Regions from separate parts of the Homo sapiens genome. Here region 2 is linked to region 1. A link is an interaction called in ENCODE POLR2A ChIA-PET data of the cell type or tissue named here. Cell type or tissue: OCI-LY7. All regions are shown on one strand. Each heading gives the region's core, and the rest is flanking DNA. Links, peaks and the distances in the headings are about the cores only.

Region 1 (5,137 bases), core at 459-4,458:
AAAGACACGACCTTTGCCTGACTTATTTGACTAAGCTGACTTATTTGAGCAGCACTGTTCTGGCCTGCTAACTTTAGGGTTAGTTTGGGACCAGGTCGGAAATCACAATTGCATGAATTGCACATTGGAGGCCAGGGTGGTGCACCTCTGGGCAAATGAATTTCCTCTCTTAGCATTGATTTCCCCAGCTGTAAAATGTGGATAATAATAGATTGATGTCCTCTCTAAATTTTGCAGCTGTAAACAGTCCCAGCCCTGCAAACCGAAAGTTTGTTGCTCTTCCCTTTAAAATTACTGTAGGGACCAGCCCCACAGGGTCAGTGGGTCTCTCCCTGTGTGCGGCGACGAGAGAGTGTAGAAATAAAGACACAAGACGAAGAGATAAAAGAAAAGACAGCTGGGCCCGGGGGACCACTACCAGCAATGCGCGGAGACTGGTAGTGGCCCCGAATGTCTGGCTGTGCTGTTATTTATTGGATACAAAGCAAAAGGGGCAGGGTAAAGAGTGTGAGTCATCTCCAATGATAGGTAAGGTCACGTGGGTCACGTGTCCACTGGACAGGGGGCCCTTCCCTGCCTGGCAGCCGAGGCAGAGAGAGAGAGAGGGGACAGACAGAAAGACAGCTTATGCCATTATTTCTGCATATCAGAGACTTTTAGTACTTTCACTAAATGACTACTGCTATCTAGAAGGCAGAGCCAGGTGTACAGGATGGAACATGAAGGCGGACTAGGAGCGTGACCACTGAAGCACAGCATCACAGGGAGACGGTTAGGCTGCCAGATAACCGCGGGCGAGCCTGACTGATGTCAGGCCCTCCACAAGAGGTGGAGGAGCAGAGTCTTCTCCAAACTCCCCCAGGGAAAAGGAGCCTCCCTTTCCCGGTCTGCTAAGTAGTGGGTGTTGTTCCTTGACACTTTTCGCTACCGCTAGACCACTGTCCGCTCGGGCAACGGGCGTCTTCCCAGACGCTGGCGTCACCGCTAGACCAAGGAGCCCTTCTGCTGGCCCTGTCCGGGCATAACAGAAGGCTTGCACTCTTGTCTTCTGGTCACACCTCACTATGTCCCCTCAGCTCCTATCTCTGTATGGCCTGGTTTTTCCTAGGTTATGATTGTAGACCGAGGATTATTATACTATTGGGATAAAGAGTAATTACTACAAACTAATGATTAATGATATTCATATATCTCTAAGATCTATATTTGGTATAACTATTCTTGTTTTATATTTTATTATACTGGAACAGCTCGTGTCCTCAGTCTCTTGCCTTGGCACCTGGGTGGCTTGCCGCCCACAATTACAAATGGTGGGATGGGTGCAGTGGCTCATGCCTGCAATCCTAGTACTTTGGGAGGCTGAGATGGGAAGATTGCTTGAGGCCAGTAGTTCGAGACCAGCCTGGTCAACATAGAGAGATCCTATCCCTATTTAAAAATAAATATATATATATATTTTAAGTACATATATTTATTTTATTTTGTTTTAATTAATTAATTAATTAATTAATTTTTTTTGAGATGGAGTCTCGCTCTTGTTGCCCAGGCTGGAGTGCAGTGGCACGATCTTGGCTCACTGCAACCTCTGCCTCCGGAGTTCAAGCGATTCCCCTGCCTCAGCCTCCTGAGTAGCTGGGATTACAGGCGCCCACCGCCATGCCTGGCTTATTTTTGTACTTTTAGTAGAGACAGGGTTTTGCCATGTTGACCAGGCTGGTCTTGAACTCCTGACCTCAGGTGATCTGTCTGACTCAGCCTCCCAAAGTGCTGGGATTACAGGCGTGAGCCACTGCACCTGGCCTATATTTTATTTTATATTTTTAAATATATAATGTATTTTTATATATTGGTTGGTGCAAAAGTAATTGCGGTTTCTGCCATTACTTTTTTTTTTTTTTTTTTGAGAGGGAATCTCTCTCTGTCGCCCAGGCTGGAGTGCAGTGGTACGATCTCGATCACTACAACCTCTGCCTCCTGGGTTGAAGCGATTCTCCTGCCTCAGCCTCCTGAGTAGCTGGGACTACAGATGCCTGCCACCATGCCTGGCTACTTTTTGCATTTTTAGTAGAGATGGGGTTTCGCCATGTTGGCCAGGCTGGTCTCAAACTTCTGACCTCAGGTGATCCACCCAACTTGGACTCACCAAGTACTGGGATTACAAGCGTGAGCCACCGTGCCCGGCCTATATTTTATTTTATATTTTTAAATATATTCTCCCTCTGTCACCCAGGCTGGAGTGCAGTGGTGTAATCTCGGCTCACTGCAACCTCTGCCTCCTGGGTTGAAGTGATTCTTCTGCCTCAGCCTCCTGAGTAGCTGGGACTACAGATGCCTGCCACCATGCCCAGCTACTTTTTGTATTTTTAGGAGAGACGGGGTTTCGACATGTTGGCCAGGCTGGTCTCGAACTCCCGACCTCAAGGGATCCACCCGACTTGGCCTCCCAAAGTGCTGGGATTACAGGCATGAGCCACCGCTCCCAGCCTCTGCCATTACTTTTTTTTTTTTTTTTTTTTTTTTGAGATGGAATTTCACTCTTGTTACCCAGGGTGGAGTGCAATGATGCAATCTTAGCTCACCACAACCTCTGCCTCCTGGGTTCAAACAATTCTCCTGCCTCAGCCTCCCTAGTAGCTGGGATTACAGGCATGCGCCACCATGCCCGGCTAATTTTGTATTTTTAGTAGAGAGGTTTAGGTTTCTCCATGTTGGCCAGGCTGGTCTCAAACTCCCGACCTCAGGTGATCTGCCCGCCTCGGCCTCCCAAATTGCTGGGGTTACAGGCTTGAGCCACCGCACCCAGCCTTTTTTTGTTTTTTTCTTTGAGATGGAGTCTCGGTCTGTCTCTCAGGCTGGGGTGCATTGGCACGATCTCGTCTCACTGCAACCTCTGACCTCCGCCTCCTGGGTTCAAGCAATCCTGCTGCCTCAGTCTCCTGAGTAGCTGGGATTACAGGTACCCGCCACCACGCCCAGCTAATTTTTGTATTTTTAGTAGAGACGGGGTTTCACCATGTTACCCAGGCTGGTCTCGAACTCCTGACCTCATGATCCGTCCATCTCGGCCTCCCAAAGTACTGCGATTACAGCCATGAGCCACCACGCCCGGCCTTCCATTACTTTTAATGGCATTAATTAATTATGCTTACTAAAAGTTATGGCAGAAACCACAATTACTTTCGCAATAAAATTAGAAATGGAAACTGTTATGCTACCATTCTTTTTCTTTTTTTATTTTCTTTTGAGACAGAATCTTGTCCTGTTGCCCAGGCTGGAGCGCAGTGGTGCAATCATAGCTCACTGCAGCCTTGACCTCCTGGGCTCAAGCAATCCTCTCACCTCAGCCTCTGGCGTAGCTGGGACTATATGTGTGCACCACCACGCCCAGCTAATTTTTTATTTTTTGTAGAGATGGGGGTCTCAGTATGTTTCCCAGGCTGGTCTCAAACTCCTAGGCTCCAAAGATCCTCCTGCCTCAGCCCCCGCAAAGTGTTGGAATTACAGGAGTAAGCCACTGCACCCAGCCGCTAGCATTCTTTTGGTTTTAGCTTCATATATATATATATATATATATATATATATATACACACACACATATATATATACACACACATATATATACATATATATACATATATATATACACACATATATATATACACATATATATATATAATTATTATTATTTTAGAGAAACATTTCAGTTGGGAGCAGTGGTTCATGCCTGTAATCCCAGCACTTTGGAGGCTGAGGCGGGTGGATGACCTGACGTCAGGAGTTCGAGACCAGCCTGGCCAACATGGTGAAACCCTGTCTCTACTAAAAATACAAAAACTAGCCAGGCGTAGTGGCAGGTGCCTGTAATCCCAGCTACTCAGAAGGCTGAGGCAGAAGAATCGCTTGAACCCAGAGGCAGAGGTTGCAGTGCAGTGAGATCGCGCCACTGCACTTCAGCCTGGGCGACAGAGTGAGACTCTGTCTCAAAAAAAAAAAAAAAGAAAAGAAACATTTTATTTTATTTTATTTTATTTATTTATTTTTGAGACAGAGTCTCACTCTGTCACCTAGGCTGGAGTGCAGTGGCGCGATCTCCACTCACTGCAACCTCCAACTCCCTGATTCAAGCAATTCTCCTGCCTCAGCCTCCCAAGTAGCTGGGATTACAGGCATGCGCCACTACGCCCAGCTAATTTTTGTATTTTAGTAGAGACAGGGTTTCACCATGTTGGCCAGGATGGTCTCGATCTCCTGACCTCGTGATCTGCCCACCTCAGCCTCCCAAAGTTCTGGGATTACAGGCGTGAGCCACCGTGCCCGGCCAACATTTTATTTTAGAATAGTTTTAGATTTGCAGAAAAAAAACAGTGAGGATAATAGAATTTCCCACATTCCCTACACCCAATTTCCCCTCTTTTATTTATTTATTAAAGACAGGCTCTTGTTCTGTCGCCCAGGCTGGAGTGCAGTGGTGTGATCATAGCTCACTGCAGCCTTTGACCTCCTGGGCTCAAGCGATCCTCCCACCTCAGCCTCCCGAGTAGCTGGGACCACAGATGCTCAGTACCACACCTGGCTAATTTTTTTACTTTTTTTGTAGAGATGGGGTCTCACTATGTTGACCAGGCTTTTCTCAAACTCCTGGGCTCAAGCGATCCTCCTGCCTCAGCCTCCTGAGTAGCTGGGACTACAGCCACTCACCACCATCACGCCCAGCTAAGTTTTGTATTGTTTGTAGAGACGGGATCTCTGTATGTTGCCCAGGCTGGTCTCAAACTCCTGGGCTCATGTCATCCTCCTTCCTCAGCCTCCCAAGGTGCTGGGATTATAGGTGTGAACCACTGCACCTGGCTAAGAAAAAAAAAATAGGAGCAAAGATCATCCGCAACCATCCCTCAGCTGTTTCATTTCTGTTTATTACACTACATGCATATTTCACTTACTTTGGGATACTGAGATGTGGCCCCGGATGGGCTTCTGAGGACAACTCCATGCCTGTAGGAAGTCGCTGGCCCCAGGGCGCTCAGCGGGTGGGGGCGATTCTGCTCCAGGGGACATTTTTATTGTCACCGCGGGGGCTGGGAGTGCCGCTGCCATCTAGGGATGTAGGCCAGGGATGCTGCTCAACACTACAGTGTAC
Region 2 (5,137 bases), core at 774-4,773, 530 kb before region 1:
GGGAAGTGACGCAGGGGACGCCAGGGGGCTGGCAGTCTGTCCCCTCCCCCCCCCCCCAGGCTGGGCACCCCTCATGGGCCATGGCTTCGGGGACAGCAACCTTGCTTGTGACACCAGGAGATTGGACCAGATGGTTTATGGAAAGCATTGATTAATGCTTTAAAAAAATCCCCCCCTTCCATAAACAACTCCTCTAGAACCTGTTAAAAACAAAGCAATGAAAATGGGGCTGTCTGGCTGGAGCTGTAGTGAGAGCCACATGCTGCCCTGCTGTCCCAGCTGTGGCTGCACCACACCCCAGCTGCATCTCCCTGGGCCAGGTGCTCACTGCGGGCCCCTCCACACTGTTTGTAACCTGCCTCGAGGCCATGTCTGGACTCTGCCTCCCTTTTTCTTAAAAATTAGCATTGCTGTTTTTTAGCAGTAGCAGTTGGCATTCAGTGGGCACTTGCTGTGTGCCAGGTACTGTCTGAAACCTATGCGTGTCCAGGTGTTATTGTATCCATTCAACAAAGCTGCACATGGAACCCCCAAGGAGTGTGGTCCCCTGACCAGGGCCTGGGCTGTGCAGGCGGGTGATTCACACAGCCCTGTCTGCCCCACGATCCCTGCTGTTTCCATTCCTTCCTTCTTCAGTGCAAAGGTAAAAGGAGTAGCAGTGTATTTACAGCCAAGCATTTAGGGGAAAGGAACAGCCTGCACTCAGGCCACCTTCAGCTCATTCCTGGGTTTGCTTTGGAACATATTTTTCCGTGTCTTTTCTGTGTGTTTCTCACACCCGGGCAGGGTTTGCTGGTCTGGCCTGGTCTGTTTTGTTCAGGTCTGGTCTGGTCTAGTTTTGGTCTGGTCTGGTCTGGTCTAGTTTTGGTCTGGCCTGGTCTGGTCTGGTTTGGTTTTGGTTTGGTCTGGTTTGGTCTGGTCTGGTCTGGCTTTGGTCTGATTTGGTTTGGTTTTGGTTTGGTCTGATTTGGTCTGGTCTGGTTTTGGTCTGGTCTCATCTGGTCTGGTGTGGTTTGGTTTTGATTTGGTCTGATTTGGTCTGCTCTGATCTGGTCTGGTCTGGTCTGGTTTGGTTTGGTTTTGATTTGGTCTGATTTGGTCTGGTCTGGTTTGGTGTGGTTTTGGTTTGGTCTGGTCTGGTCTGGTTTTGGTCTGGTCTGGTCTGATCTGATCTGGCCTGGTTTGGTTTGGTTTTGGTTTGGTCTGATCTGGTCTGTTTGGTCTGGTTTGGTTTGGTTTTAGTCTGGTCTGGTCTGGTTTTGGTATGGTCTAATCTGGTCTAGTTTGGTTGGTTTTGGTTTGGTCTGGTTTGGTGTGGTTTGGTCTGATCTGATCTGGTCTGGTTTTGGTCTGGTCTGATTTGATTTGGTCTGGTTTGGTTTGGTTTTAGTCTGGTCTAGTCTGGTCTGGTCTGGTTTTGGTCTGGTCTAATCTGGTCTAGTTTGGTTGGTTTTGGTTTGGTCTGATCTGATCTGGTCTGGTTTTGGTCTGGTCTGATTTGATTTGGTCTGGTTTGGTTTGGTTTGGTTAGGTTTTGGTTTGGTCTGGTTTGGTCTGGTCTGGTCTGGTTTTGGTCTGGTTTGGTTTGGTTTTGGTTTGGTCTGGTCTGGTTTAGTTTGGTCTGATCTGGTCTGGTCTGGTTTGGTTTTGGTTTGGTCTGGTCTGGTTTTGGTCTGGTTTGGGTCTGGTCTGGTCTGGTCTGTTTGGTCTGGTCTGGTCTGGTCTGGTCTGTCTGGTCTGGTTTGGTCTGGTCTGGTCTGGTCTGTTTGGTCTGGTCTGGTCTGGTTTTGGTCTGGTTTGGGTCTGGTCTGGTCTGGTTTTGGTCTGGTTTGGGTCTGGTCTGGTTTGGGTCTGGTCTGGTTTGGTCTGGTCTGGTCTGTTTGGTCTGGTCTGGTTTGGTCTGGTCTGGTCTGTTTGGTCTGGTCTGGTTTGGTCTGGTCTGGTCTGTTTGGTCTGGTCTGGTTTTGGTCTGGTTTGGGTCTGGTCTGGTCTGGTTTTGGTCTGGTTTGGGTCTGGTCTGGTTTGGTCTGGTCTGGTCTGTTTGGTCTGGTCTGGTCTGTTTGGTCTGGTCTGTTTGGTCTGGTCTGGTCTGGTCTGGTCTGGTTTGGTTTTGGTTTGGTCTGGTCTGGTTTTGGTCTGGTTTGGGTCTGGTCTGGTCTGGTCTGTTTGGTCTGGTCTGGTCTGGTCTGTTTGGTCTGGTCTGGTCTGGTCTGGTCTGGTCGGTTCGGTCTGGTCTGGTCTGGTTTGGTCTGGTCTGGTCGGTTTGGTCTGGTCTGGTCTGTTTGGTCTGGTCTGTTTGGTCTGGTCTGGTCTGGTCTGGTCTGGTCTGTTTGGTCTGGTCTGGTCTGTTTGGTTTGGTCTGGTCTGGTCTGGTCTGTTTGGTCTGGTCTGGTCTGGTCTGGTCTGGTCTGTTTGGTCTGGTCTGCCCACAGCCTGTCAGGATTCTGGTCTCTTCATCCCTGTGTCATGCACTCTCCATCCTGATGTGTTTCTGGCCTTTGTCGACTTCCTCTGTGGGTGAGGTGGGGACTCCCGCAGGAGGCGGGGTGGCCGCACCACCTGCTTTCCTCCCGCCAGCTGCACCACCTCGTGAGCGATGACGTCTGCCTGAAGGTGGTGGAGCTCTACCTGAACGAGAAGAAGCGGGGTGCCGCTGGTGGGAACCTGTCCTCCCGCTGCGTCCGCGCTGCTAGGGAGACCAGCTACCAGTGGAAGGCTGAGCGCTGCATGGCCGACGAGAACTGCTTCAAGGTGAGAGGAGGCCTGGGGCTGGGAACACGCCGGGAGGCCCGGCCGCTCACTCCGCTCTGGACTCAGTCCTGGGTGGACCCTGGTTCAGCGGCTGGGACACCGGCCCTGCTGCAGAGCCCATGAGGTACCTTTGACCTGCAGGAAGCATCAGGGCTTTGGGAGGGTGGCAAAGGCGGGAGGCGGGTGGCCTTGCGAGCCTGCGCTGTGCCGGCTGGGCTGTGCCGGCAGTGGAGGCTGTCAGCGTTCCTGCTCCGCAGGTGATGTTCCTGCAGCGCAAAGGGCAGGTGATCATGACCATCGAGCTCCTGGACACCGAGGAGGCCCAGACGGAGGACCCTGTGGAGGTCCAGGTGAGGCCCTGGCCCCAGTCTGTGCCACGCATACCAGGGAGCGCCTGAGGGCAGCAGCATGGGGCTCCCACCAGCCAAGCGCAGGCCGCGCAGCATCCAGAGACCCTCCCTCTGCAGGCCACAGGCTCTCCTTGAGGCCTGGTGGGTGGGGTTGCCTCCCTCCCTGCTCCCCCACCAGGCTCTCTTCTGTGCCCCCTCTCCAAAGAGCAGACCACTCCTCCTGAGCAAGCGGTTGTGTCCCAGGGCAGGAGGGGAACCAAGCCACCTCTCCCTGGCCCCCGACTCCCACTCAGGGCATCCCGTGGCTGTGACCTCTGCACCTCTTGTGTCAGGGCTGCATCCTGTTCCTAATCCCCAGCAGAGGAGCCACCTGGGCCCAGCTCCCAGTCACAATTTTTGCGGGGACAGATGTTTCCTGCTCACCTCCCGCATCCTGGTGACAGTGAGGCATTGACCCGTGTGTGTCCCCAGGGTGGTCATTGGGGCCTGCAGCTCCCGGCACCTGCCAACAGGTCCAGTGTGTGTGCACATTACTCAGCTAGGCCAACCCCATTCATTTCCTGGGGCTACCACCACAATGACCACAAACCACGTGGCTTCAAACAACAGAAGTCTATTCCCTCAACGTCCTGGAGGTCAGCAGTCCACAACCACAGTGTGGGCCGGGCGGTGCTCCTGCCAAAGGCTCTGGGGCGGATCCTTCCTGCTCTTCCAGCTTCCGGGGGCTTCTGGCGCTCCTCAGCTGTGGCCTGGTTGTGTGAGTCCCGCTGTCACTGGGTCCTCTGTCAAGAGCTATAGTCTGTTGGGGTCTCCGTCAGGGATCAGAGTCCTCTGCAGCGGCTCTCCTCATGCTCTGGCAGTGGGGGGCACAGAACCCCTGTGAGCTCCTGAACTCAGAGTCCAGAGTAAGAGTGGCCATAGCCCTGCTGTAGGGGCATCACGGGCTGTGTCTCTCCCTGTCCCCAGCACCTGGCTCGGTACGTGGAGCAGTATGTGGGGACCGAGGGCGCGTCCAGCTCGCCCACTGAGGGCTTCCTCCTGAAACCTGTGTTCCTGCAGAGGTAAGAGGCCCTGAGATGCATGCTCTGTTCCTTCCTTCCTGGGCCCAGGGAGTGTCCCCTTTGTCCTGACGGGGGCTGGACCATGGCACACTGTCTGGGAGCACTTAGTAGGTGCCTGCTGTGTGCTGAGGCAGGCCCTGCCCTTTTGAGGCTTGTGGTTTGCAGTGGAGGGATTAGTAACCCCAGGACGGTGAGGTGTAGGAGGGGCAAGGCCAACCCCACGATGCGTCAGTGGGTGAAGAGTGAATGCCCGGACTGGAGGGAGACGCTGCCAGAGCTGGTGGGGCCAGGCCAGAGGCGGGTGGCTGTGGCAGGACCCTGGACCACCTCAGGTCGGGCTAGGATGGCACCTATGGGACCAGTGGGGGCTGCTGGTGGGTGTTCAGATCTGGGGGCATTTCTTGTTGCTTCCATTTGCTTTCTGTGGACCCCTGGGAGGTAGCACATCTTCTGATGGTCCCAGGCCTGGGGGTTTCCCAGCCTGCAAATCCTCCTCCCACAATGCCGAGAGCCAGAGTCCATTCCACCTCCTTTCGCCCCCAGGAACCTCAAGAAGTTCCGCCGCCGGTGGCAGAGCGAGCAGGCGCGGGCCCTGCGCGGTGAGGCCAGGAGCTCCTGGAAGCGGCTGGTGGGCGTGGAGAGCGCCTGCGACGTGGACTGCCGCTTCAAGCTCAGCACTCACAAGATGGTGTTCATCGTGAACTCCGAGGACTACATGTACCGTCGCGGGACCCTCTGCCGGGCCAAGCAGGTGCCAGGGGAGGCCTGGGCTGCCCCGACATGCCCCTCCTCACCCCAAGTCCTGGGGCCCTGGGGGTCCAGCCCTCAGCTGCCCTGACACCCGGCCTCTTCAACAGGTGCAGCCCCTGGTCCTGCTCCGCCACCACCAGCACTTTGAGGAGTGGCACAGCCGCTGGCTGGAGGACAATGTGACGGTGGAGGCGGCTAGCCTGGTGCAGGACTGGCTGATGGGTG

What was found. Peaks named below come from ENCODE experiments on the same cell type or tissue, not always from the same donor. Only the 100,000 strongest peaks of a DNase experiment are listed, where the experiment ranks them.
Region 2: POLR2A ChIA-PET joins it to region 1 with 10 read pairs; 2 of 35 experiments call an interaction of 5 or more read pairs at or near these places.

Annotation. Positions count from the first base shown.
Region 1 is chr19:17,406,946-17,412,082 of GRCh38, forward strand. The region is part of intron 2 of BISPR (BST2 interferon stimulated positive regulator); the gene reads left to right. It also overlaps a transcript of MVB12A not described here. Among named protein-coding and RNA genes, the nearest start is that of BISPR, 3.8 kb to the left of the region's middle. RefSeq lists an enhancer at 397-923. In OCI-LY7, for the core only: no CTCF peak of the experiment used is centred there; no DNase peak of the experiment used is centred there; H3K4me3 peaks cover 990 bases; H3K27ac peaks cover 1,308 bases.
Region 2 is chr19:16,873,478-16,878,614 of GRCh38, forward strand. It overlaps SIN3B (SIN3 transcription regulator family member B), which reads left to right. Exons shown (of 19, transcript NM_001297595.2): 15 at 2,578-2,751; 16 at 3,009-3,101; 17 at 4,068-4,162; 18 at 4,706-4,913; 19 at 5,020-5,137. Among named protein-coding and RNA genes, the nearest start is that of F2RL3, 13 kb to the right of the region's middle. RefSeq lists an enhancer at 2,355-2,504. In OCI-LY7, for the core only: no CTCF peak of the experiment used is centred there; a DNase peak (open chromatin) is centred at 2,544.